5 separate regions of the Mus musculus genome follow, and regions 2, 3, 4 and 5 are each linked to region 1. Evidence: chromatin loops called from intact Hi-C (ENCODE). Cell type or tissue: left cerebral cortex. All regions are shown on one strand. Region 1 holds the start of Nupl1 (nucleoporin like 1). Region 2 overlaps Spata13 (spermatogenesis associated 13). Region 3 holds the start of Amer2 (APC membrane recruitment 2). Region 4 overlaps Gm33582 (a long non-coding RNA gene). Region 5 overlaps LOC108168164 (a long non-coding RNA gene).

Region 1 (5,000 bases):
ATAAAATATATGATATATATTTATATAATATATATACTATTTATATATTTTGTCTTGTTTTGTTTTTCGAGACAGGGTTTCTCTGTGTAGCCCTGACTGTCCTGGAACTCACTTTGTAGACCAGGCTGGCTTGGAACTCAGAAATCTGCCTGCCTCTGCTTCCAGAGTGTTGGGATTAAAGGCGTGCACCACCACTTCCCAAACTATCCCTCCATTTTAAATTTAAAACTTGGTAGCTCACAGTGGGCCTTAACTCCAGTGTGGTGTGGTGTGGTAGTGGTGGTGGTTGGGGGGGGGGGGTGTCTGACGGACTCTTCTGGTATTTAAGGGCAATGCACAGCCATGATGCACAGATGCAAGCAGAACACCCACACACATTAAATAAAAATAATTAAAATCTTTAAAAAAAAAAGAACTAAGTAAGATACACCATTAAAAACGACAAACCTAAAGCCAGTTAATCGATGACACAAGAAAACAAGGTGAAAGTTAAAAGAGACAGCAGAGCACACCGTCGCCTGTGTCTCGACAACATAGGTAGTGAAGATTAAGAAAGCATATGCAAAAATGGGACTTAACTGGGGCAGTCTGATTGTACTGTTATTTTGGATTTGCTGTATCTAACGGGGGCTGTTAAGAGAGAGAGAGAGAGAGAGAGAGAGAGAGAGAGAGCGAGCTTTCTTTGAGACATTAAGCCTATAGGTCTTGTTATGCCTCGGGAGATACCTGTCCTTCGAGTACACATTTCCTCATTTGATCAACTCTTTACCAAAGGCCGAGTCTGAGTGATTAATGCTTTCAGTGAAATAGCTTTTTGGAATCCCTAGCTACTCATCTGTCACTACCGGAATCTATTACACAAACTGAAGAATATACCACTTAAGCTTGCAGTGAACGGAAAAGATCATGTGGTGGATGGTTATAACACAAAATGCTTTGCGATGCTATGCTAATCTGTATAGGGCACAAAATAACTATGATACAATACATGCCATAAAAATGTTAAAAAGACAGAAGGGGGTCCTGTGGCACAAAGGCTTGAAACAAACAAAAAATCATAAATCCAATGCATCGTAACGTTCAAAACCGAAATCTAAACCACCCGGGGATATTTTTTTTAACTTACATCCTACCTATTTTTCTGTTCCTAAAAGCCAGCAACAAGCTGTCATTCATTCAACACTCATTCTATCCCTGAACCCGAGGGGTCGCGTAGGCGTAGCCGCGACTCCAGGCCGCTTCCCGCAGTCGGGCCCACTCCGCGTCGTCGCGGCGCGACCGGGGACTGCAGAGCCTCGGCGGCAGGGGTCCACAGCCCACTGCGCGGCTCGTAGGGAAGCCTAGCAGCCTGAAGGCAGGCCTCGATGTGCAGACCTCCGCGGGGAAGCACCAGGGTCCCCTGCTAGGCGGCACCATTACCTAGACGCGACGGTCCCGAAGGAGAAGCCGCTGCCCGCTCCGGTCCCGCCGGGGGCCACAGTGGTGGAGCCGAGGGTCCCAGACCCGAAGGAGAACCCCGTGGCCATGGCGGCCCTTGGCGCGAAGGCGTCAGCTAGGGTGGAGAGGCCTAGGACGCTTCTGTCCCTTCACTGCCGAAGAGGGACGTGCCACATAGCTGGTGCCCAGCGGGTACCGGGTGGGAAACAACCCCAAGCGGCGGTGCGGCAAGGCGAGGGCGGAGTGGGCGGAGCCACAGGCGAACGCATGCGCGACACCGCCCGCGCGCCGAACGCACTAGAAGCGCGCCCGCCGCGCAGGGAACCCTGGGATCGGAGTGGAAGCGGTACTCGTGTGAGGCCGGGCGGATGAGGTAAGGTGGGCGCCCCGCCTACTCGCTTAAAGCGCTAAGCCCCTGAAGTGCCCGGAGAGTCTCGCGGGATTTCGTGCTTTACTTCCTGAATGAAGGCCCTGGAGTGCGGCTTCGGTCCGGCCTCCTGTCAAAAGCCATGCGTAGAGTTCTAGAGTTGGAGAAGACCTTGGTCGTCACCTCACATTCCTCCAAGGGGACGTCTGAGTTTCATTTGGGTGTCGCTGCACCCGAGAAAAAAAGAGGGTGTCTACCTTTTGAGGGTCCAGAAATGTACGGGTTTTAAGTCGCACACGCTTCCGGTCAGCACCCCATGGTACTGCACGCTTGTGCTTCCTGCACGGAGGGTTCAGCGGGGCGGCGTGACACTGCCAGGCTCCTCTGCCTCCGAGTCTGAGGTCAGGACACTGTGCCCCAAATCCTAGTGGACGGTGAATGGGATGGGTGCCGTTCTTGGGGACCTTCCCTGAAGACTGCTTCCTGGCTATGTGGCTTTCCCATAACTTGGGGTATTTACGAGAGGAACTGCGAATTGGAAAGTGTAAGGACAGGGATGAGCGATCTGGCTGGAGAGCTGGCTCAGCACCGACTGCTCTTCCAGAGATCCTGAGTTCAATTTCCTAGCAACCACATGGTGGCTCACAACCATCTGTAAAGGGATCTGATGTCCTCTTCTGGTGTGTCTGAAGACAGCTACAGTGCACTCATACATAAAATAAATAAATCTGAAAAAAAAAAAAAACCCAGAGGGATGTAAATTAGAATGTACGGGCACCCGGAGCAACGTGGGCACCAAGAAATGCTTCTTAGCGGTGGTCTGGGGACACTGCCATCATATCATGGTTCTTTAATTCTCTGGCAGGAATTGGCATACTATTCCTGCAAGTGCGTTGACCAGCTGCCAAGTTTTGTTCGATGAAATTGATCCCATCATCAGACCCCTCAGATTTATGCTAAAGCACAATCCTCCCCATGGTAGTGATTCGAACAAAAGCCCAACGGTCTCTGAGTCTGGCCCTCAGTGCCCTTTATATGACAAATCCTTGGCACTTCTTTTCTCACAGCTCCCCCACAATTCAGCACTTGTTTTGTGTTGACCTTGAGCATTGCTACCTGCAGTTGGCTGAACCGGAACACCCTCCAGATTCATTGTAGAGCCCTGTCCTCTCCCCCAAATACTCATAGTGATGAAAACTCTGTTCCTCGCCATTTCCCTTTGGCAGGTCACAAAAGTTAGATGACGTCAAAAGGTGTGTTTGGCACATGATGTCATGTCAGCCATGAGCCATGCAAACTACAATAAGGAGTAACCTGGCAAGATATCTTTATTGGTGCAGTAGTGGCATGAATGTCCCAGTAAACTTTCCTTTTAACTGGAAAAAAAAAAACAAAAACAAAAAACCTAAGAGGAACCCAGATTTTTATTGAAAGGCTCCAAAACTTGAAAATACCAACATAAAATTAGCAAGAGCTACATGTCTGGCTCTGAGGACTCATAAGGTCAGTGAGAAAGGATGATTATTTTAAAATATAGTAGAGACTAATATATGTCTATGACCAGAAAAACTGTGGGCATATGGAATACTTTCAGTAATTCTGTAAATCTGTGACTTTAAAATTCAAAAATTACTGAAAAATCTCAACCTGACTCTAATAAAAGCTTGTGCAAAAAAAAAAAGAAAGAAAGAAAGAAAGAAAGAAAGCTTCAGAAGATACATTCAAATTATCATATATTCATGTATGATTTATGGCAAAGTTTAGCTATACAACAGTGATAGTTGACCCATATCCCACAGAGACAAAAAACCTGGAATTTTTGATCAATGGTATTATAATATATTGCATGCTAGTGGATACATAAAGTTTAAGACTAGACTTAAAAAGTCCCTTGCCTCTGTTAATGCTTCCCAATTGTATGTAATTCTGCCCCAGCAGCATGTGGTGTTGAGAGGTGCTACAATTTACAGAGTGTGGAAAGTTAACTGAAGAGGGGACTCCATCTATACACTTCTGGAGAAGCCCCCTCCATGCTGAGATAAGATTTCATATGCAGCTGTTTTGTACTCCTAACCCACTCCTGTAAGTAAGCCCGGTGAATTTGTTGGTTGCCCAAACGAGATATCGGTGGGATGTGTCCTTTGTCACTCCCTATCTGGAGTGAGTAGGTGTTTGTTCATATCTCCCCAGGAAAAGGTCACACAAAACCTAGTCTAGTGTAAGCAACCAAGCCTCCTCCAAAGGATCATCTAAGCACTCTTTGCCATGACATTGCTAATGTTTCTATTGTCTTCTATGTCCTTATACTGATCTGCATAATGTTTTTAGTAAGCTAAGCCTGATGAATATACAATCTCTTATTCCTCCCACCACTTCAAAAACAGTTCCTTATGTGCTTCTTTACTGATTTGAATTTAATTTTCTTTCTTTTTTTAACATTTATTTTTATTTTATGTATGTGAGTACACTGTAGCTGTCTTCAGACACACCAGAAGAGGGTATCGGACCCTATTTCAGATGGTTGTAAACCACCATATGGTTGCTGGGAATTGAACTCAGGACCTCTAGAAGAGTAGTCAGTGCTCTTAACTGCTGAGCCATCTCTCCAGCCCTTAATTTAATTTTCCTTGGAAGATTATCAGAATTATTTGAGGTTCATTACAGAGGCATATTGCACCAGCAAGGACTTGGTGCTTGCTACTTTAAAGTCTTGAGGCACCACTAGCCCCGGCCCAATTAAACACCATTTACCTCTTGAATGTTCTTGGATTAGATAATTCAAATGAATCCAGAATATAAATCTGCCTAGTGGCATTTTCATGGTTTTAATGTTTCCAACACAAGCTCTGCTCTTTCTGTTCTCATTGTCAAGGTGGATCCTTCTCTGGGGGCACTGGATTGGAGGAGTTTCTGTCTAGGGTGTTATGTAGTTGGGGCTTCCATTGGATTCTCACCTAAAGTGAACCCTGCACTTGGACTTTTAGTTGGGCATCTAAGAGGGTATCAAAACAGATAGTAAACTCATCTGATTGGCATGGCATGGTCTTCCTGCAGCATCAATATCAGTATCTTGCTCACCTCTGTAGATGCATACATTCCACCATATTTCTAGCTATAAGATCTCACTGTCTTGCCAGCTATTTAATTCTTCATAGAATTGATCTTATATTTTCTATTACTTGAGGTTTTCTTTTAA
Region 2 (5,000 bases), 440 kb after region 1:
CGACAGCTTGAGCGTCCTGAAGAGCTCCTTCAAGCGCAAGTCTGCATCCAACCTCACGGAACTGCAGGGTGACAGGCAGGTTCCCTCCAGAACCTTGAGCAGCTTCTTCACAGACCCGGAGAAGCCGGGTGGCTCAGAGAGAAGAACCAGACGCTGGAGGAGCCCCATCCGGGCCAAGGACTTCGACAGAGTCCTGAGACTGGTGAGCAATGTCAAGGATGCGGCTTGGAAGAGGGAGGCCCCCAGGAGTGCAGCCCCTGGCCCTGGTCCCGGTCTCGGGGATGAGAACCCACTACTTGCGCCACGAAGCAAGCTACACGATGACTACTCGCGTCGTACTAGCAGCAGCGTGGAGCCAGATGCCAGGCGTGGCGGCTCACCCTGTATCCCTGCACCATGCACCACTGCGCCCTACGCAGCTCCAGAGCCCCACTTAGATGTGGATACTGCAGTATTCCCCCTGGAAACTAAAAGTGCTCAGCCACTGGGAAATGATGGACCTCGTGCCAGCAGTCCCTCACCAATCCCCACGGACCCAGAAGGGTTGAGCCAAGGCTCCAGTGAGGCACATACTGGCAGCCAACATCCTTTTAATCCCGTGCAGCTTCCCACTCCTCTGAGACCTACCACACCCAAGCCCCAAAGCCCTCAGAGCCCAGGGAGTACTAAGTGCCCCAGTAGTCTGAGTGTGCTGTCCCTCAGTTCAGCGGACAGTGAAGAGCGGACTGAGGATGCTTCGCACAGGCAACCGGGACCCGTGTCCCTCCAGGATACTGTCCTTAACGCTGCTGGTGATGTGGGGGGAGAAAGCGGTGACAGCTATTTTCCCGAGAATCTCGATGGAGCCACCCATCCAGAAGAGAAGAAGGAAGAGGTAAGGGTCTGGGTGGAGTGCCTCTGGTGGGTGACAGTGTGGGAGGGGTGATTTCTAGTATTTGCTTTGCCATTCATCCAGCGATTTCCAAAGACTCCTGGTTCTGTCTGTGCTAAACTGGTCATATTCAGTTTTAGCGGAGATGGAAGTTATTGGCTTAGCTTGCCTGGTTCTGGATGTGCCTCCCTGCCAGGTGTTTACGTGGCACGTGCAAGGTTCCAGGTTAGCCCTCCAGCACCAAACCACACCATCCCACACACCTTTATCCCACTTAAAATTGAATTTGCTAATAAATACGTTCCCTTGATGTAGTGTTTGCCACACCATTCCTGGAAAAGATGTTTATTGAGTATCTCCTATGTGCTGCTAGGTCCTGGGGATTAATGTGACCACTAGGGTTTCTCAGCGTTTTCACATTTGGAAAGCATTTTATCACCCCCATACCATCCGTGTATTTGACATTGTTGCTGTTCTCCTTCCCGACAGAGCCCTTGTAAATGCAGTTCTTTGTGTTAGAGAACATTACGTGTCTTGAGTCCTTTTATTTCCTAGGAGTGAATTAGAACTGTGCTGCTCAGTACCTGTCACGCCCAGGATAATGCTTCTTCCAAGAGAGTTTAATGATGGCCATTGTGCTTATTTTTAGGGCAGAGCTCCGAGCAGCTCTCGGATCAAGTCAGCAAATAGCTGTCTGAGCTGCAAGAGCTGAGATCCTTTCACGTCCTGTCAGGCAGCCAGACAGTTTTACTCCTCTGTGCAAGTCTCACTTTATAAGAACATTCAGTACTATCACCTTACATAGCTAAAAGACAGAAGCGTAGCCGCGTGTGCGGGTTGTAAATGTTCTTTGCATAAATTTCTAGACGGTGTTACAGCTGTGAATTGGTGCTTGCAGCAGGAAATTACTCCTTAGCAAATGTTCCCTCCCACTCAGCCCTGGAGAGGGCCGGCAGAGGAACGATTGCACAGTTGGGTATGCAAAGAGAAGCCAGAGTAGCCTGTGGATTTGCTGTTATAAATTTACTGAGATGATGCTCTGTAGCCCAGGCTACCCTCAAAGTCACACTCCAGAGTGCTGGGGTGATTGGTGTGTGCCACACTTCCATGGCTGGCAAATATCTATTTTTGACCTTTGCTATCCAGAGACATCTAGGTCACAGAGCCTTCTGGAAAGGACCGAGAGAGTAGAATTGCTACAGAGTGCTTTAGGGAGATCCAAACCAACTTTCGGGACATCCCAGGATATCCAGTCAGCAGACATGCAGCTACAGACTCTGGGCTGGAGGCCCAGTGTGTCAGAGCTTTCTAGTATTGAAGATGATTTACTCATTTGCATTCTTAAAAAAAAAAAAAGAGGCGTGGATCCCTTGCAGGAGACAGGCAGCCCTGAGAAACAGTTAAACGATGCTGACTTTGATTGGCCAAAAGGTTTTACTCAGTTCTGAGTATGCCCCAGCAGTTTTGCATCTGTAGCATAAAATGCCCAGGCCACCGGCTGGGTGTGGCTATACACACACGTGTGAGCTCAAAGACTGGGAGATGAGATGGAGGCAGGAGAACTGAACTCAACACTGTTCTGTTACATAGCATGGCCATCTCAGCACAGAGTTTCATTTCAAAGACTGGGCAGTCCTGCTGGCTTGGCCCTCTGACAAGGGTAGCCTATCCTTGTCAGAGTGACAGATCAGATCTCAAGACTGGGGACAGAGTCGGTAAGGTCACATGGTCCCCCTCCAGGACATTCCCCAAGTGAGCTAAGGACCTTTCACTGGAGTCCCCCAAAGAGTTCCACAGCACCGCCTAATACTTTCACCCCAGAGACTAAACTTTAATCTTGAACTTTAAAGGACGTGGACCATCCACACGAGCTTTGGTGAGACATTCACTGTGCAAACACTCGGCCCTGCCCCCATGTCTGATGCTCCATGACTCTAGTAAAGGATCCTTATGAGTCTCCCAGGTTCTGCGTGTTAAAGGCAGGACCCTGAGCCTGAAGAGTGCTTCCCTCCCACGCCGAGTGTGGTCTCTGGGGCTGTATAAACCCTGTCTCGACGGGGAGAAACAGGAGGGTGAGAGTTTTAAGGTAATCATCAGATACGTGCTTGGCTATGTGGAACCCTGTATCAAAGCAAAACAAAACACGAAGTAATTTTGGGAAAAATTTTAACATATTACCTGGATAACTAGGAAAAGGAGGAAATGCTGTTGTCATTTGCAAAACATGGCCTTTTCCTGACACCTGGTGGTGATTCTTGGTAAAGCACAGTACTGGGTTGGGCAGGACCCTAAAATGTTTTCCTTTTAAAAATGCTATTCAGGCGGGGCAGTGGTGGCACACGCCTTTAATCCCAGCACTTGGAAGGCAGAGGCAGGTGGATTTCTGAGTTTGAGGCCAGCCTGGTCTACAGAATGAGTTCCAGGACAGCCAGGGCTACACAGAGAAACCCTGTCACGAAAAAACAAACAAACAAACAAACAAACAAATAAATTAAATAAAACGAAAATGCTATTCAGAAGCTGAGTGTGCTCATACACATAGATCTGTAACCCCAGCGCTTGAGATGCAGAGGCCAGAGGTTTTCAAGTTCAAGGCCAGCCTGAGCTACATAATAAGTTCTATCTCAGAAAGCCGCACACAAGCAGAGTTCAAGGCCCAGGGCTGCCACTCTATGGTAGAGATCTTATCTAGCACTTGCCTGGCCTTGAGTTCCATCCTTGCATTTGGAAGATAAAGGCTATTTGGAATTTTTCTGTTAATAGTGTTCCTCATTTTCTAGAAAGGTGCGGGAGCCATAGTTTAGAGTGTGAATACGGAGTTTCCAAAAGGGATATTGTCTTTCTACCTGTCTGTAGTATAGAGTCATTGGCTGTAAGTAGTGAGCACCAGCTGTGAGCCTGTCCCAGGCACAGTGGTGAATCTTTTGTAAATGCTTCTAGTTTGGTGGTACTCTGGCTGTGCTCCTCAGAAGACACCAGTTAGGGATCTGGGCAAACTAGGAAGTCTTGAACCTCTAGGGTCTCAGTTGTCTCTAATGTTAAACACTGTGTTTATCTAGCATCTTAACATTTTCAAAATTACTACTTTAAGGATGTGTTTTATCTATGCATGCTTGTTTGTGTACCATGTATGTACCTGGTATGAGAGGAAGAGGAAGAGAATGTTTGTTCTCCATGAGCTAGAGTTAGAGATGGTTGTGAGTTGCCATATGGGGCTAGGCGTCTCACTGGGGTCCTCTGGTCCTCTGTCAGAGAAACAAGTGCTCTTACGCACTGAGCCATCTCTCCAGCCTCTAGCCCTCAAAACTTTTTGTATGTAACACTGCATTACAGTTTTACAAGAAGTGGAGAAATTCTTCAAATAATTAGATCGATCTCACATTCATTTTATTATAAGACAGAGTCTTATTCATCACCGGCTGCCCTTGAACTCACCATAAAACCTTGAACTTGTGATCCCCGCCCCCACCCCTGCCCCAAATCCACCTCCCAAGTGATGAGACAACAGATGTGGACCACTGAGCCTGTTTATGTCGTACCAGTGATCAAACCGTTTATACAAAGCAAGCACTCCGCTGCTACTGCCCCAGTCCTTTTAAGAGTTGAGTCCCAGGGTATCCTTACAGTGGTGTGTTCTGTTCAGGGGTGGAACCAAGCCCAGGATGTTTTGCATCTCCCAGGTACAAGAGACTGAAGTCGGGTGAAGCCTAGTAAGACATACACGCGACACTGAGATGCATGTGAGAATTGTCTGGCATGGAGTAAGTCCCACAAAAGACACAGAGAACGGATAAAGAAGAGGTGTGGTTCTCAACCAATTGTGCTCACAGGTCCTAAGGAAGAAAGAGTGCGCCCCACCCATGCTGAGTGTGATCTCCAGGACTGTATAAACTCAGTGTAGTGTTGCCTGTTCTGCGCTCTCACCTCTCCGCCAGGGGTAGAGATGAGAGAACCAGAGAGAGGTTTCAGGTAATTCTGAGTTTACCTTCAACTTAGGCCACACTTGACTGAAAGGAGGCAGGTTCTGGGAGGTGTTGTAGCCCAGACAGGATACGTAGATCTATAATATTGCGAAGAACAAGGAGTAGCCTCGTTTGGTTTGATGTACAACAACTCGGGTTAAGATACA
Region 3 (5,000 bases), 130 kb after region 1:
CTCACATGGGAGAGGAAGTTGGGAGTCCACACTCAGTCTACAGCTCACCTTGCTCACCTTGCCTGTGGTCTGCAGTGGGTTAGCAGAAGACTCTAAGTGTCCTGCTTCCTTCCTCCGCAGGGGCATGGCTCGCCACCAAGGAGCCTTCCCTACACTGAAAGCTGCTTTGTCTTTCTCTTTGAGTATCTATGTCCCAAAGGAATGGTAGCAATCCCATGTTCCTTGATCAGTTTTCTCTCTGGGGATTCAAGAATTCTTATGTAGATGAATTACTTTTGGCCTATCTTGGTAGATGGCAGTGCTCTACTGGTTAAGCAGGCCACCTACTCCAGCTCTTAGACTTCGAGACTTGTGGTTTTTCTAGACTGTTCCTCCCAATTGTGGTCTAAAGCAATTTCAGACTGGCATGGTTACATATATAGTAACACACTTTCTAGCCAGCATGGTGTGTTGATGTGTGTGTGTGTGTGTGTGTGTGTGTGTGTAAAGAACTGAGACAGACTTCCAATTGTCCTCCAAAAGCTTTCAAAGAAATAACAAGTGACTTTCTCTTTATAGTTCTTCATGTCTAATCTTTTGCAGGGCAAACGGGACTCTGTTCCATCATGTCACATGATCAATTAGAGCTTCAGGAAGTGGGCCAGTGAGAGGGCTCAGTAGGTGAGGATTCTTGCCCCCAAGTTTGATAACTGATCCTTAGGACCCACAAGGTAGAAGATGAAAACTTCCACAGGTTGTCCTCTGCTGTGGTACGTGTGTGCCCAGACACATAACACACAATACACACATACAAAAGAAGTAAATATTTTGAAAAGAAAACTCATTTTTTTTTAAAAGTCTGTTGTTGTATATTCTGTCCATAAAGAGTCCTGTTAGTAGGTGGAAAGAGCTGGTGGGGTTTGAACTCTGAAAACAGAAAGGTCCTTTGATTCCAGTCTCAGTTTAGAGCCGTTTTTTCATTGAGATGAGAAAGAGCAACATGACTGCTCAACTCCATGGTCTAACTGTGAACCCTGGAGGCTGCCTTGGCCAACAACTGAATCTGCAGTTCAGTATAAGTACAGTATATAAGTAACTCTGAATCTGCAAAATATAAGTAACTTGTGGAAAATAAATTCAAGAGAAGCAGGAAAGACTGGTGTTTGTATGTAAATAGTATATACAATCAAATAATCACTATATATAATCAATATTTTTAAAATAGGGTTATTAAGGATTATAAAACATGAATCTTTTCCAAATCCTTCCCTATTTTGCTGGCAAGCCCTTGGTTAGGAAAAGCTACAATGTTAGCAGTTGTCTTCAAAGTCAGAACACAGAAACCTTACCCACACAGGTTGTTCTCTGGAACCCAGTTCCCTTTGCCTCTAGACCAGTGGGGTCAGAAGCAACCACAGGGACGACCTCTGACCCCTGTCTGGTTTTCCCCCCTGTCCTATTGGGAAAGACAGCGAGTGGGGTCCTTGGGTGTTCTTAGACAGGGGTAGGCTGGGCACAACAGAGAGAGGTATACTTACCATACCCCTGAATGAAAGAGGAAGACTGAGCCCAGGCCTCTAAGACCCACCTGCAGAGGGATCAGAATTCTCCAACCTAAGTTCTCAGTGTGCTCAGTCTATTGTGACCAATTGGTGGCTTCTGTGACTTAAGCCCCATGTCACTGGGGTGGGGGATAAAAGCTTTGTGGTCTCCCAAAGGACCAGCGAACCCTAGGGGACTGTTGCACTTTCGTTGCTGAGAGCTGCTAATTGGTATTTGACTGACGGCTGTTGCTTCTGTAACAGGAAATCAGAGCCACATGATCAGAATACAGCATCAACCTGAAGAGGACTACATTCGGCACTGGACCAGACGCAGGCGTGAACAGATTGGCATGGTGCCTCTTGGGCTTAGTACCCACACGCTAAGACCTATGTGAAGGACCGGAGAAAGATAGGAGGCTGCATGAAGTCCAAAACAGATGATAAAGGAAAAGGCATTGTTCTTTGTGGACATGGGGGACGCATGTGTTAATTTTTGAAGCTGCGATCCTAGGAAAAGCTGGGCTAGAGGAAGAAGAACCTGAGGTGGTGAGAATCAACGCACTGGGATCCAAAGCCCATAATTATGAATTTCATTTTTTTCTTTCGCCTCGAGGCTGCGATGAAGGCTCTTGCTACACAAAAACCTATGTGGCACCCAGGATATTATATAAGCCCTTGGCAGGAGGGGAGATAGTCCGGTTTGTGCGCTTCAGCCGCCGCAGTTGCAGTAGCCACAGCGCAGCAGCGAGAGCCGCTCAGGTTGATTTAGAACGCGGGTGACAGTGGCCTGGCGCGAGCCTACGGCTGACGACAGCGGCTGATCCCACTCGGTTTCCATGGAGACGGGCAGGAGCCGCGGCGGCGGCGCGGCTGTCAGCGAGCGCGGCGGCGGCGCGCGCGCGGGGGTCTGCGGGAGGCAGGAGCAGGCCGGGGCCCTCGCTGCAGACATGGACTCGCATTGTGAGTGCGCCGCGGAGACGCCCGCCGCAGAGCCGCCGTCGGGGAAGATCAATAAGGCTGCGTTCAAGTTATTCAAGAAAAGGAAATCGGGGGGCACCATGCCCAGCATTTTTGGGGTCAAAAACAAAGGGGATGGGAAGAGCTCGGGGCCGACGGGAATGGTGAGAAGCAGGACCCACGACGGACTAGCCGAGGTGTTGGTGCTGGAGGGCAGCAAGAAGGAGGAGCCGCCTGGCGGGAGCGATCACAGCGGGGCCCGGCCGATCCCCGGACCCCCCAAACCCTCCGGGCCTGGCCTGGGCTCCCTGGCCAGCAGCTCGGTGGCCAAGTCCCACAGCTTCTTCTCCCTGCTGAAAAAGAACGGGCGATCGGAGACCGGCAAGGGAGACCATGCCGAGGCGAGCAAGGCTGGCGGCAAACAAAAGAGGGGGCTGAAAGGGATCTTCAGCAGCATGCGCTGGCACCGGAGGGACAAGCGCGGCAAGGAGGAGGAGGAGAAGGCGGTGCGCGCGGCGGGCCCGGGCAACCTGGTTCTGCCCGGTTCGCTCACCGCCAGCCTGGAGTGCGTCAAGGAGGAGCCGCCCCGAGCCGCGCGCCGCCCGGACAGCCCGGGCCAGGACGCCTCGCGACACGCAGCAGGTGAGCCCGCAGGGGGAGAGCAGGCGCCCGCGTCCGCCGAGAGCGCCCCGGAGCGGATCTGCCTCGAGGCCGGGAGCCCCACCGGCTCTGGCGATCAAAGCTCCCGGGGAGAGGACGCCGAGGGGCATCGGCGCGAGGAGAAGCCCGGGGCAGCCCTCGAGTCGGGAGCCGGTGAGGTCCAGGCGGCCGAGGATGCGTCCAAGACAGGTGACGTTCCGATAAAGACCGTCCCCCTTGTCGACTCCGAAGGTGGCAGCGGCCGGGCGTCTGCTGTCCCTGACCCTTCCTCTGTTGATCCACCCTCAGACCCGTCGGCAGATCGTATTTGTTTGATGTTTTCTGACGTGACTTCACTGAAAAGCTTTGACTCTCTTACAGGCTGTGGAGATATTATTGCAGACCCAGAAGAAGAGGCAGGCCCCAGCTGTGACAAGCATGTCCCCGGGCCAGGCAAGCCAGTTCTCTCTAAAAAGAACGCCAGCGTGGTGGCCTACCAAGGAGGAGGGGAGGAGATGGCCAGCCCGGATCAGGTGGACGACACCTATCTCCCGGAATTCTGGGACATGTTGTCCCAGACTGAGGACCAAGGACAAGGAACTCAAGAAGGCGCAGCGAAGGCAGCCACTGCTTCCGACATCAAGTTGGCCCCTGAGACCTCCAGTGATACCCGGTGTGGGGAAGCAGCCAAGGACATGTCCTCGGTCAAGCGCAGGAGGCTCCACAGAATTCCCATTGAGTCCCAGCAGAAGGAGGAGCCCAAACATCCGGAGAAGGAGCATCAAGAAGGTGTTCCTAACAGCGATGAGGGCTACTGGGACTCCACCACCCCTGGCCCAGAAGAAGAGAGCATCAGCAACAGCAGCAGCAGCAAGAAGGTGGTCATCCCCAGGGATAGCGACAGTGGCGATGCTCTCTGCGATCTCTACGTTGAACCTGAAGCAAGCCCAGCCACCCTTCCTGCCACAGAGGACCCACCCTGCTTGTCCCGGCTAAAGCCGGTGTCTCCAGGCACCATCACGTGTCCTCTGAGAACACCGGGCAGCTTGCTGAAGGACTCTAAAATCCCTATTAGCATCAAGCATCTCTCCAACCTTCCGTCCAGCCATCCGGTGGTGCACCAGCAACCAGCCAGGAGTGAGGTGCCCAGAACAAAAATCCCTGTTTCCAAAGTGCTGGTCCGTAGGGTCAGCAACCGGGGCTTGGCTGGGACCACCATCAGGGCAGCAGCATGCCATGACAGTGCCAAAAAGTTGTGAGGTCCCCAAGGCCAAGGAGGATGGATGGGCCATATGTTAAGGAATACAACTTTCCCCTGGAAACCACTGAAGGAAGTTCGCTTTCTCCAAAGCAAATCATTTAGGACCCACCCTTCTCCATATGGCCTAGAAGTCTTTGTTGGAGACAGGGGCAGGACACCCTGGAAGGGGGATGTTACACCTGGAGTTCAGATAAGTTTCTGAGAATTCTTTTCTAGCGCCTTCCCTTTTCTTTTAACCTTTACAGAAGATCTGGGCTTCCTTCTCCTCCTCTTCCTCCTCTTCCTCCTCCTCCTCCTCCTCCTCCTTCTCCTCCTTCTTCCTTAATTCATGGATCATTCAGAAGTCACCTTTCTTTGCCTTTGCAGAAAATAAGATTTAACCAAATCTAACAAAAAAAAAAAAAAATCCCACCAGGATATCAGGCTGTTCTAGATTCAAGAGGGCCTTGCGGAGTCACTGAACAACAGGATTCTTGCCTTTCTTTCCAGGAAAGAAAAAAAAAAAAATAAAAAAGAACTTCGCTTTATCACTGTGTGGAAAACACCTCAAAGCTAAAGCTCCATGTAGCTGTGTGACTAGACCAGGGGGCTGCTGACCTGCAGAAAGCCCCCAGCTTCCA
Region 4 (5,000 bases), 75 kb before region 1:
CTCGTCTTCCCTAGCGAACAAGGATGTTGCAGTCCCCAGAGAACAGCTCCCCCTTCCTTCCCATCCTCGCTCCCAGCCGCCACTGCCTGCACACCTGTACACACTCTCTGCTTCGCCTCCCTGTTCACCTGTGTCCTTTGCCTGTGCATGTAGGCCCCAGGCTGGGTACAAGCTGAGAGCCACCAAGAGCAAGTGTGCTTTGTGCTTATCCCTAGTCATTGGGCTCTATCCAGAGAACACCTATCCTGTTCAGGGCCCTGTCTCCAGATCCCTGAAGTGTCTGGCACACAGAAGGTGGTCGTTGTATATCCAGGACCTCAGGCTACAGCCTGTCACAGACAACTGGGCTTTGGATCCCCATCACTTGATAAGTAAGAGATCACTGTGGAGAAGAACTGAGAAAAGTACAACAGGGCACCCTGAGCAAAATGGGAGCCTAAAGCTCTCTCGCCAGAAATAATGACCCCAGGTGGAACTGCTTTGCTAAACAGCTAGTTTGGCTGTTTGGCATCTGCTCTCAAAGGACTGTTAGCCATCAGACCTGCTAGTTTGCAGAAAAATGAGAAACAGTGGGAGTCTTTGAAGATCACATCACTAATATTGTATGGGAGTACACAATCGTCAGGCCTTTTACCCAGGTCTCCACCCGACCTCTCACCCATCCATGACTTATGTGTTCGAAATAGACCTGTGTTGTCAAGTCTCACATTTTATCCTCCACACCCCCACATCTGCCTCTAAACAGCTCTGCTCTGAGCCCTGCTTCCCACTGTGGCTCATGCCACAGACCACTGAGAAGCCCCTGTCTGGGATATCCTTCCTGTTGCGGTTGGACTGCATAGTCAGTCTTCAAACAGTGCATTCTCTCTCTTACTTCTATGGGAACCACTCCATTTGCTTCTCCCTCCATTAGCTGCAAAGCATAGCCTAAAAGGGTACCATGAACAGTCTGTTTCCAAGCCCGGTCTTCTAATCCTCTCTTGCACTCCCACTAACAGATATCTCTCCCCACAGTTACACAATAGCAGCTCTTCCAAGGTCATCGGTGACCTCCACGGAAGAGTCAAGCATCAATGCCCAGGTTCTTTCTGGAGCTTTTGGCGACATTCCTGACTCCCCGAACTGCTTCACACCCGGTTCCAAAACCTTTCTGTTGCCTCTAAGAGCCTCCAATTTGAAAATAGTGAAGTGCTCAGGACACCTTCTGATTCCTCTGGTATTACTTATATAATTTTTGGAACCCAGCGAGATGCCATGCACCTTGCGCAGAAATCAAGACCCAAAGCTTAACAACTGCAGAACATTAAAGCAGGCCTCTCCCAGGAGGAGGCCCTGTGCGCCTGCAGGAAGGGACCCATGGAGGCATCCTGGGAAGCACCTGAAAGTCAGGTCTCTGGCTGTGAACTCAGGCTCATGAGCTAGTCTCTACTAAACATCCCTACTAGGTTCTCCAGCAGGCACTTCAGATGCAATATGATCAAAGCTAAATCTCTCAATCTCCCATCATCTCCAAAGAACTAGCACTCTGCGCTCTCCCCATCCAAGGGTGTTTCTTTCTTCACAAAGCCTTGTACCCTTGGCACTGCTTTGGAAAGCACACATTTCCTTCCCTCTGGTACCTAGGCTGTCCCTCTGATTGCTCCCTGATGCCCCTGGGACTCTCCACCGCCTTGACTTGATATTTTGCCTGGTGACCTTTTCAGGAAAGGATTCTGCTCAAGACGAATGTTGCGGTGTCCTGATATTGCCCATGTTACTCCCTCACATTGCTCAATGTAAAGGTCGTTTATTTTTATATGTCTATTATCTCAAGACAGACAAAACCATAAACTTGACAAGGGACTTCAGCTCCAAACCCTAACCTTGAACGCTCATCAAAGATCTACCCAGACTCCTTTCAAAGGGGCCTGAAATGAAAGACGGGCATCGTTTTGGAAGTCTCCTCTAGTTTTGCATTATCTAAGCTCTGGGTCACCTATCAAGTGCTGTAGCGACAGAGTATCTGTGTGCTGGGGTCATGTTCCCTAAGTACATTACACAACAAAGGCATCTACAGTGAATGGTTGGAGAGGCTGTGTTGAGAAGCTGTGTTGCAAGTCCCACCGAGGCCCCTGCAGCTTCTGACCGCAGTGAAACCCTGCGCTACTCTGTCCTTAGAGTAAGCCAGAGCACTTGGGCCCCAGGTGGTGAAAACATTATTAGTGACATTCTGCTTCCCTTAGGTCTCTGTACAAGACCATACACTCGGTGACGCAAGCAGCCAACCTGAGAGGCAAGAAGTTCCCTACACTTGCCAAACTGTGCCCACGACAACTAGGAACAGGACAGAAAACGGCAGCTCCAGTCCTTTCCAGCATCAGCATCACCGTGTAAGGGCGCACAGACAGGCACGCGCGCGCGTGCACCAACACGCAAACGCGCACGCGGACGGACACACACACACACACACACACACACGAACACACATGGATACACGCATACACACAGACACATGCACACACGCATGCACAGCGTGCCAGGGGGGTGAGACTTCTCTCACGCTCGCCGCCCCTCGCCCCTTCCGCACGGTGTGAGGACTTTTGGCCGCGCGAGTGCAAGGTTGTCTGGCCAGGGGTCAGCAGGGCGTGGCGTCCGGAATCCCGCAGCTCCAGGCGCCCGGGGGAGGGGACAGGGCGAAGGGCGGAGCAGTGTCTCCCAGCCCTGGGCGCCGCCCCCGCCCCGGTGGCCCACCCTCCCAGCTCACCCACGGACGCGCCGATCCTCGCCCTCCGCGGTAACGACATCTTAAAAGCCTGGTCCAGGCCCGCGCCGTTCAGCATCGCGCGTGGCTGGGAGGCTGGGAGGCCAGAGGCGGGCGGTGGGAACTACGCGGGAGGCTGGACGCCAGGACCACTGCGCCAGGGCCATGAGCGAGCGGGCCGAAGGCTGAACGAGCGCCGCGGGTCGCCCTAGCCAGTGCCCGCAGCCTTGAGGCTGCGCCGACCGCGCCTCCCGCACCGCAGCGGCCAATGCGGCGGCGCCCGGAACGCCGCGGCGGCCTCGCTGGCCCGGCAGCGCGGGGGCGGGGACCCGCCCGAGGCTGCGCCGCCCGCCCGAGTCCTGGCAGGTGGCTCGGGAGATGCGGGCAGGGCTGCGGGGCTGGGTGCGGACTCCCGGAGGAGATGGGCGCATCTGGGCGGCTCTGGGCCCCAACCAGTCGCTACCTTATCTCCCCTGCCTGTCCCTTGTGCTGTGCAGCGGTGGGTCCTCCGACTTCCTTCCCTTTTTGTTAGCAGCTTCTGCTCTTTTGTATCCAGCCCGACAGGGTCTGCATGGGTCCTTCGTGCAATAAGAATTTCCAGGTTGAGACCTGAAATTCAGTGAAGTGCTGGGTCTGCAGCTCCTGTCCTCAGCGGTGTGTCACAGACCAGAGACCTCCAGAACGCTCACCCACCACACACATCCACTCCCACGAAACACGCAGTGCACCTTCTACATGCAAACAAATCTATTGAGAGGTAAGGGATGACTGGCCCAAGGTCACTCGGCTTGCTTTTGTTTGATTTCTCCCTTCACTTAATGTTTAAACTGAGTCCTTCTGAGCACAGTTCTATGGGGGGTAGTGAAAAAGCCAGCTAAATCTTTACTGTGTCTGACGAAATCTTGGCTTTAGACTAAAAACAGAAAAACAAACCAGCCAACCGGATTCTGATCTTACTCTTGCAGAAGAGATCAATCATTACCTTTCCTTTTACATAAAGTGGGGGAGCCTCAGGGGCTTGGAGGGCTATGGAGTGATGGGCTGTAGGAGGTAAGAAGGCGGTTGGCTCAACACGACTCAGTAGCCAGTGGTGGTTCAAACTTCAGGAGTCTAACCACGAGTGGTGTATTTTAAGCATATGTAGCACAGCCGAATTTGGTGAAAACTATTCTGGTGATGAACTCAATCCCGTGCGCACAACAAAGCACACATAAACTTCCTTAAGAAACAAAGTCAGCTAAATACGGATTGGACGTGACTATGCAAGTCCATAAAGATAGGTTCTATAGATTGACTGAGGGAAAATAAGTTTTTGATAAGAGTCTCAGGAAAGGTCTGGTGCCAGGAAAGTCTCGGGCCATGCAAACAGAAAATAAAAAAAAAAAAAAAAAAGGCCACCAGGCTAGGAACCGTCAGCCCTCTGGGCCAATGACAGGTGCTAATTCTTTTCTTTGAAGGGACAACCCTGTGTGCTTAGCAGCCCAGGCTCCCCACTTGGGTTATCTGTGAGCACAAACACCTCCAAGCCTCTTATGATAAAGCATGGACTCTGGCCCTAAGGGTAAACATTGTATCTGAGAAGAAATGACTCTTTAGCAGGAAGGTCCAAGAAACAGGAAAGGGATCAAGTGTTGAGCAGAGTGAGCTTCAGGGCAGCCCAACTACTCAGTGAGTCTCCCAGGCTGCTGAGGGAGCTCTCAAAGCTTAGGCTGACCATCGCACTGAAGCGGTTGGAAACATTCGTTTATTATTATATATGTTATCATCAGCATCCCCCAGACAGGAAACAATGACCACAACTCACTGAGAATAGAAAGAATAGACAGTGGTCGTTTGTAATTGTTCTCTGATTTCGTGGAATCACAGCATAAGATGGGCTCATTGCTCCTGTCTTTGTAGGTACCTTCTGGTAACCAAATTGTCCAACAGCCCTGGAGAAGTGTGGTGACGGTAGCCTAGGAAGGAAGGAGTCTTATTGTGCTGGGGCAGCCTGAGCTCACTCCCAAATGTAGCTCAAGATGACTTGAGACTGGTGGCAATCCTCCTGCCTCAGCCTTCCAAGTGTGGGGATTACAGGTATGAGGTATCATGCAGGTTTGTGGGAGGAGCAATAAGGCAGTCAGTTTACTTGCCACATGCAGGATAGACTGTCAAGGGCAATCGGGGAGTATTGCACTTATCTCCATGGTAAATGCCCCTCATTGCCTTTGCAGAGTTGGAAAGATTAGGTTGGTATTAGGCACAGAATGCAGACCTCAGT
Region 5 (5,000 bases), 64 kb before region 1:
AACATGACTCTTCAAAGTGATGGATGCTCTCTGTGCTTCTTGTAGATCACATGATTCACAGTGCAAGTGTTTTTGATTCTACAGCTGGGGACAGAAAAATGACTTTTGAAATATATAGCATTCAAAAGCTAAATCCATGGTTACATCCAATTTTTGAGTCTAAGAGGTCCAAGGAATCTGATAGACTCTTCTGCTCTCCACAAGCAACATACACACACACACACACACACACACACACAGTGCACACAGGCAAAACTCTCATAGAAGTAATAATAATGATGATGATAGTAATAATAAAAATAAAGTTAACATTATTTTTAAAAGTTCCCAAAATTTGTTTGAGAAAAATCACATATAAATGCTTCAAGGCCAACTTACTTAAAATTGAAAGAGGCTGTATTTGGCTCCAAGACTATCAGTCTCTGAGATTTGGAACTGTAGAGAAGATTTAAGTACTTCTTTTTGTCACCCAAAAGAAAGGGCCACAGGGAGTAAGTTTTCTCCTTTAACCTTAGGGAATAAGCACACAAAAGTCTTACCTAGAGATCCTCAGCGCTAATGCTATAGATCAGGTGGTTGCTTTCTGTTGCTTCCAGCTGGAGACTCACCTCTCCTGCCTGAGCTCTGCTTTCCCTGCATTTGGGAGATCAGCTTCAGCAGTCAGAAAAGCACTCAGCACTGTTTGCTTTCTCTGTGTTGATTTAGCCTGATGCTGTCAGTTACAATAAACAAGTCTCCATCTCCCGCCTTTATCTGGACTGCAGCTTAATGTAGGCCATGGAATTAGGAGAGTGGGAAAAACTCAGACCATGTTATACTGAATGAGTAGCCCCAGTGAAAATGATAACTTACTAAACATATAAAGACATGTACACACACACACGCACGCACGCACGCACACACACACGCACGCACACACGCGCACACACACACACACATATATACACACACACACACACACGCACACACACGCACGCACGCACGCACGCACACACACATGCACCACACCCTGCTCCTCCTCTCTCAGCTTCACCAAAGGCCATGGAAATGAGATCAGCAGGAACCCCCCCCCCCCACACACACACACACAACTTGGCAAATGGGCTCCTCAGTGGTGAGAATTTCTTAAATGGGCAAAATCTGGACGATATTTTGTGAAATTAGCACTGCACAGTTGGTTTGCAGTCAGCACCATCATTTTCATGGGGTGAGAATATTTTAGCTCATTGTCCTCCCTTACCTTTCCTCCACTGTTCTCTGATTTTTTTTTTCTCTGAATAGCAAGAGATAGCAGAGGGAGACACGTTTCAGCCAAGGCTAGTTTGTTCTGAATAATTTAACCCCCAAAACGCTGAAAGTAGCATTTAGGCAGAATGGAGCATTCTCGGGACCTTCTGAATACACTGGCCAGTGAGGAAGAGAGAAGCCAGCACTCTAGAGCTCTGATGGAGACCAGGCATGAATGGAACATGACTCAAGGGACTCACGTTCACAGGCAAGATAGGTTCCCTCCCCAGGGGGACCTCCCCTTCTCAGAGGAGGAAGGGTGGGGCAGGTGGGGGAGGGTATGTATGTCGAGGGAGGGGACTGGAAGGGTAGGGGCTGCAATTGGGATGTAAAGTGAATAAATAATTTAATAGAAAAAACAGATAGGCTCCCTCTATACTGCTTTTTTCATCCCATCTAGCTCCAGACCCACCACAGAGCAGGTAGCCATGGCTGTCAGAGGTTACCTGAACATAGCCTGACAGGACAGAGAGCAGGTGAACCCCACTTCTGTGGCTTTTCAGAAGCTCTTTGTGTACCACACATTTCACTCTTTCCCAGAATGGATCCACGTGCTCCTCCCCAAAAAACAGTGCCAATATACACCATTGCATTGGTGACGGAACTTTAGAAAAACAAGTCTATTGAACACACTTAGCCAATTTCTCCCCTCATATTCTGGAGAACAAGAGGCTCACTTATGAATAAAGGGTAGGTAGGAACTAGTGGGATGTGACATACGCTTGTCATCTCAGCCCTCGGGGAGGAGGCATGAGCATTGCTGACTTCCAAATGTGGGCGACTAGAGGACTCATTTGCTGAAGGAGGGCACCAGGCCCACAGGCCCTGAGCAGTCAAGTAAAAGCAAAGCCACCTCCACTCAGCCCACGCCTGCCTCTCCCTTCTTTCTCCCTTCCCTCTGGCTTCCTCAGCACAGCAAGCTCCAGGACTCCTGCATATACATCCCTGTCTCCTTCCCTTCCTCCCTCAGAGAGAGGAGAAAAGCTCACATCATGGAGAAGACCCAACCATAAGGATTAGGAAAAAAAGCACACATTCAGGAAGGCCAAAGGAAGCACAAAGAGTTCCACCTAAGCAGAGTCCCCTGAGGGCAAACAAGCACCCTGGCGATGCAGCCAGTGACTCATCTCTCAGTGTAGCTAGTTGGAGGAAGCAGGTGCCTATTTTAGAAAGCTTGCATAGCTTTGCTCAGAAAGATTATGTACTTTTTCATGCTTCTTGGTGATAGCATTCATTTTGTGAGGATTTGGGAGTTTTTGTTGTTGTTGTTGTTGTTGTTGTTGTTTTGTTTTGTTTTGTTGTTATTCACCTGTTGTTTGTTTTTAAGACAGTTTCAGGATCTCACTATGTAGCCTTGGCTGTCCTGGAACTATGTAGTCAAGGTTAGCTTTGAACTCATGCACATGCCTGCCTATGCCTCCTGAGTGCTGGGACTAACGGTATGTGTCACTGTGCCTGCCTGCCATTGATATTCTTAAGTCTGTTTTCCGCTAATTGGTACTTTAGTCACACTGTATTTTATTATTTTTATCTCAATTTATTTTGATTTTTTTCCTTTGAGTTGGGCGTGGGATTTCCTATGCCAAAACCAATTATTGAATTCTTGAGCATTAAAGTTTTCAGACCCCATGGTTGTTAACCTACTAACAGAAAGGGTGTTTTGCTAACCATCAGAATCATCCCAAAGGCCTATAGGGGAAAACAGATTCCTATTAAACACCCCCATCCCAGACCAAACCTGCAAGATGACTCAGAGGGTGAAGTATACACTGCCTAACCTGATGTCTGAAATCTCATCCCTGGGTCTCAGATGGTGGAAGGAGAGAACTGACTCTTGAAAGTTGTCCTTTGAGCTCCCCAAGTATGCAGTGCCCTGTACATATGTGTGTGTGCATGCGTGCACAGAGACACACACACACTAAACAAACAAACAAACAAACAAATGTAACACCTCATCCCCAACTGCCCAACCAAGGCATTCATCTAGTTTTCCCATGTGGAGATTCAATGACCCCCAACTATTAGAGCCATCCTATAAGAGATGTGTACTTCCCTCTTGGGTCATACAACTGTGAACTGGCCTAGTCATTTCAGTTCTTCTCTGTCTTAACAGAAGAATAACCATCCTGATCTGCGGGAAATGGGCAGGCCTAGGTTATGGACACACCTCTCAAATGGCAAACTATGTCTATAATGGAGAAAAGTGGGAGTCAAGGGCAGGGGACAAGCTGAGTCAGTCTTCTGGGGAAACCAGAGGATGGGCACTTAAGTCTTTGCATCAGAAGCTGGCAGCTTAGAGATCACTCAGCAAAATGGCTAAAATCCACAGACGGGGCTCTGGGGAGCTGGGGAGAGGATTCAGAGGGCCTGAAAATCATGTTGCACTGTGAGCTGGAACCGCACACGCCACAATCAAGCTATAAATAGATGACAAGCTTTTGGGCTTGTCATCAGCCTCATCCGCTGAGACAAGAAATGAATGTATTAAAGAAAGCCCGCTGTTGTTTCCAGATCAGACCACAGTGTGCAAAATCAAATCAGCCTGGCAGCTGTGTCCTCAGAGGCAAAAAAATCTGGTACAAAGGTTTCTGACTCAGCCCCTATCCTGGTCTGCTGCATGTCACAGGTAATAGTTACATAATACTCAGTCTATCTACAACTTATTTCTTATGTTTCTGCACTTGTAGTTAATTCTTTATGCTCTTTTTAATGTTCCTTTCTGATCAGGTTAGTGATGGCCCCATAACATGGAAGATGATTACAGTGTAAAATAGCCCATGGAAGTGAGTCCTGGGCCTGATACATGACCACCATCAAACCTTCAAAGCGTTAAAGAGAGTTTAATGAAAAGGTACTGTCTTAGTTAGTTTTACTGCTGGGAAGAGACACCATGACCAAGGCAGCTCTTATAAGGACAGCATTTAATTGGGGCTGGCTTACAGGTTCAGAGGTTCAGTCCATTATCATCAAGATGCAAGCATGGCAGCATCCAGGCAGGCATGGTGCCAGAGTAGCTGAGAGTTCTACATCTTCATCTGAAGGTCGCTAGGAGAAGACTGTCTCCCAGGAAGCTAGGAGGTAGATCTCATTGCCACCAGCACAGTGACACACTTCCAACAAGGCCATACCTACTCCAACAAGGTCATACCTCCTAATAGTGCCACTCCCTGGGCCAAGCATATTCAAACCACCACAGGTACGGAGAGGGTAAAGGAGATTGGGAACATTCTAAAGAAAAAACAGTGAGTTAAAATGAGACCCATGAGCAATAAGGAAACTCATAAGATGGGCAGGGATCCCTGAGGCAGTATTTTCCTCAGAAATGCAATAGAAGTGGGAGAACTGACCCCCCTGGATAAGCTGGAGACCTCCAAAAAGAAAAGCATCCCTGTAAAAAATGGCAGTTTCAGCTTGAAAAGGGGTGTGTGATAAAATATGAGAAAGTTACTTAGAAGTTCAACTTGGAGGGCAAGAAGATGTAAATGATTAGTCATCAAAAGGGTGGATGCCCAGAGAGCCAAGAGAGTAGTGATCACCAACAGTTGAACCTCTACAGCAAACACTGAAGGATGAATGGAATAGTCTGTATGAGATGCAGAAATTGAAGACAAAGTGGCTGCAGACCTCATATCCTGAACACAGAAAAATAAATAGCAACTTCCAGGAAAGATATAACCAAGTTCCCAGCCCAAGCCTTTGTGGGGGGACTGGAG

What was found. A loop is a pair of places that touch in the nucleus more often than their neighbours do. Peaks named below come from ENCODE experiments on the same cell type or tissue, not always from the same donor. Only the 100,000 strongest peaks of a DNase experiment are listed, where the experiment ranks them.
Region 2: a loop joins it to region 1, with 4 times the contacts of the local background. A loop is called at or near these places in 13 of 42 quality-filtered maps.
Region 3: it touches region 1 in a loop (7-fold over the local background); 5 of 42 quality-filtered maps call a loop at or near these places.
Region 4: a loop joins it to region 1, with 4 times the contacts of the local background. A loop is called at or near these places in 2 of 42 quality-filtered maps.
Region 5: it touches region 1 in a loop (4-fold over the local background); 2 of 42 quality-filtered maps call a loop at or near these places.

Annotation. Positions count from the first base shown.
Region 1 is chr14:60,249,744-60,254,743 of GRCm38, forward strand. Nupl1 (nucleoporin like 1) reads right to left here and starts at 1,736. Exons shown (of 15, transcript NM_170591.2): 1 at 1,420-1,736. The coding sequence starts at 1,526. Gm38641 (a long non-coding RNA gene) reads left to right here and starts at 1,731. Exons shown (of 3, transcript XR_874661.1): 1 at 1,731-1,810. In left cerebral cortex, CTCF peaks have their summits at 1,528 and 2,464 (motif pointing left); DNase peaks (open chromatin) are centred at 1,285, 1,802 and 2,352; H3K4me3 peaks cover 2,611 bases; H3K27ac peaks cover 1,921 bases.
Region 2 is chr14:60,691,675-60,696,674 of GRCm38, forward strand. It overlaps Spata13 (spermatogenesis associated 13), which reads left to right. Exons shown (of 13, transcript NM_001033272.2): 2 at 1-874. Among named protein-coding and RNA genes, the nearest start is that of Gm41165, 9.9 kb to the left of the region's middle. In left cerebral cortex, a CTCF peak has its summit at 3,119 (motif pointing left); DNase peaks (open chromatin) are centred at 1,673, 2,146 and 3,125.
Region 3 is chr14:60,375,888-60,380,887 of GRCm38, forward strand. It overlaps Amer2 (APC membrane recruitment 2), which reads left to right and starts at 1,805. Exons shown (of 1, transcript NM_028113.4): 1 at 1,805-5,000. The coding sequence starts at 2,360. The coding sequence ends at 4,378. In left cerebral cortex, CTCF peaks have their summits at 2,224 and 2,428; DNase peaks (open chromatin) are centred at 1,885, 2,344, 2,929, 3,642 and 2 more places; H3K4me3 peaks cover 3,333 bases; H3K27ac peaks cover 3,289 bases.
Region 4 is chr14:60,174,569-60,179,568 of GRCm38, forward strand. Gm33582 (a long non-coding RNA gene) reads left to right here. Exons shown (of 3, transcript XR_874667.3): 2 at 2,223-2,369; 3 at 3,297-5,000. Among named protein-coding and RNA genes, the nearest start is that of Gm33582, 5.4 kb to the left of the region's middle. In left cerebral cortex, no CTCF peak of the experiment used is centred here; DNase peaks (open chromatin) are centred at 2,368, 2,683, 3,124, 3,336 and 1 more place; H3K4me3 peaks cover 2,583 bases; H3K27ac peaks cover 1,953 bases.
Region 5 is chr14:60,186,242-60,191,241 of GRCm38, forward strand. LOC108168164 (a long non-coding RNA gene) reads right to left here. Exons shown (of 3, transcript XR_001781273.2): 2 at 540-633; 3 at 1-84. Among named protein-coding and RNA genes, the nearest start is that of Gm33582, 17 kb to the left of the region's middle. In left cerebral cortex, no CTCF peak of the experiment used is centred here; DNase peaks (open chromatin) are centred at 2,157, 2,353 and 3,710; H3K27ac peaks cover 1,177 bases.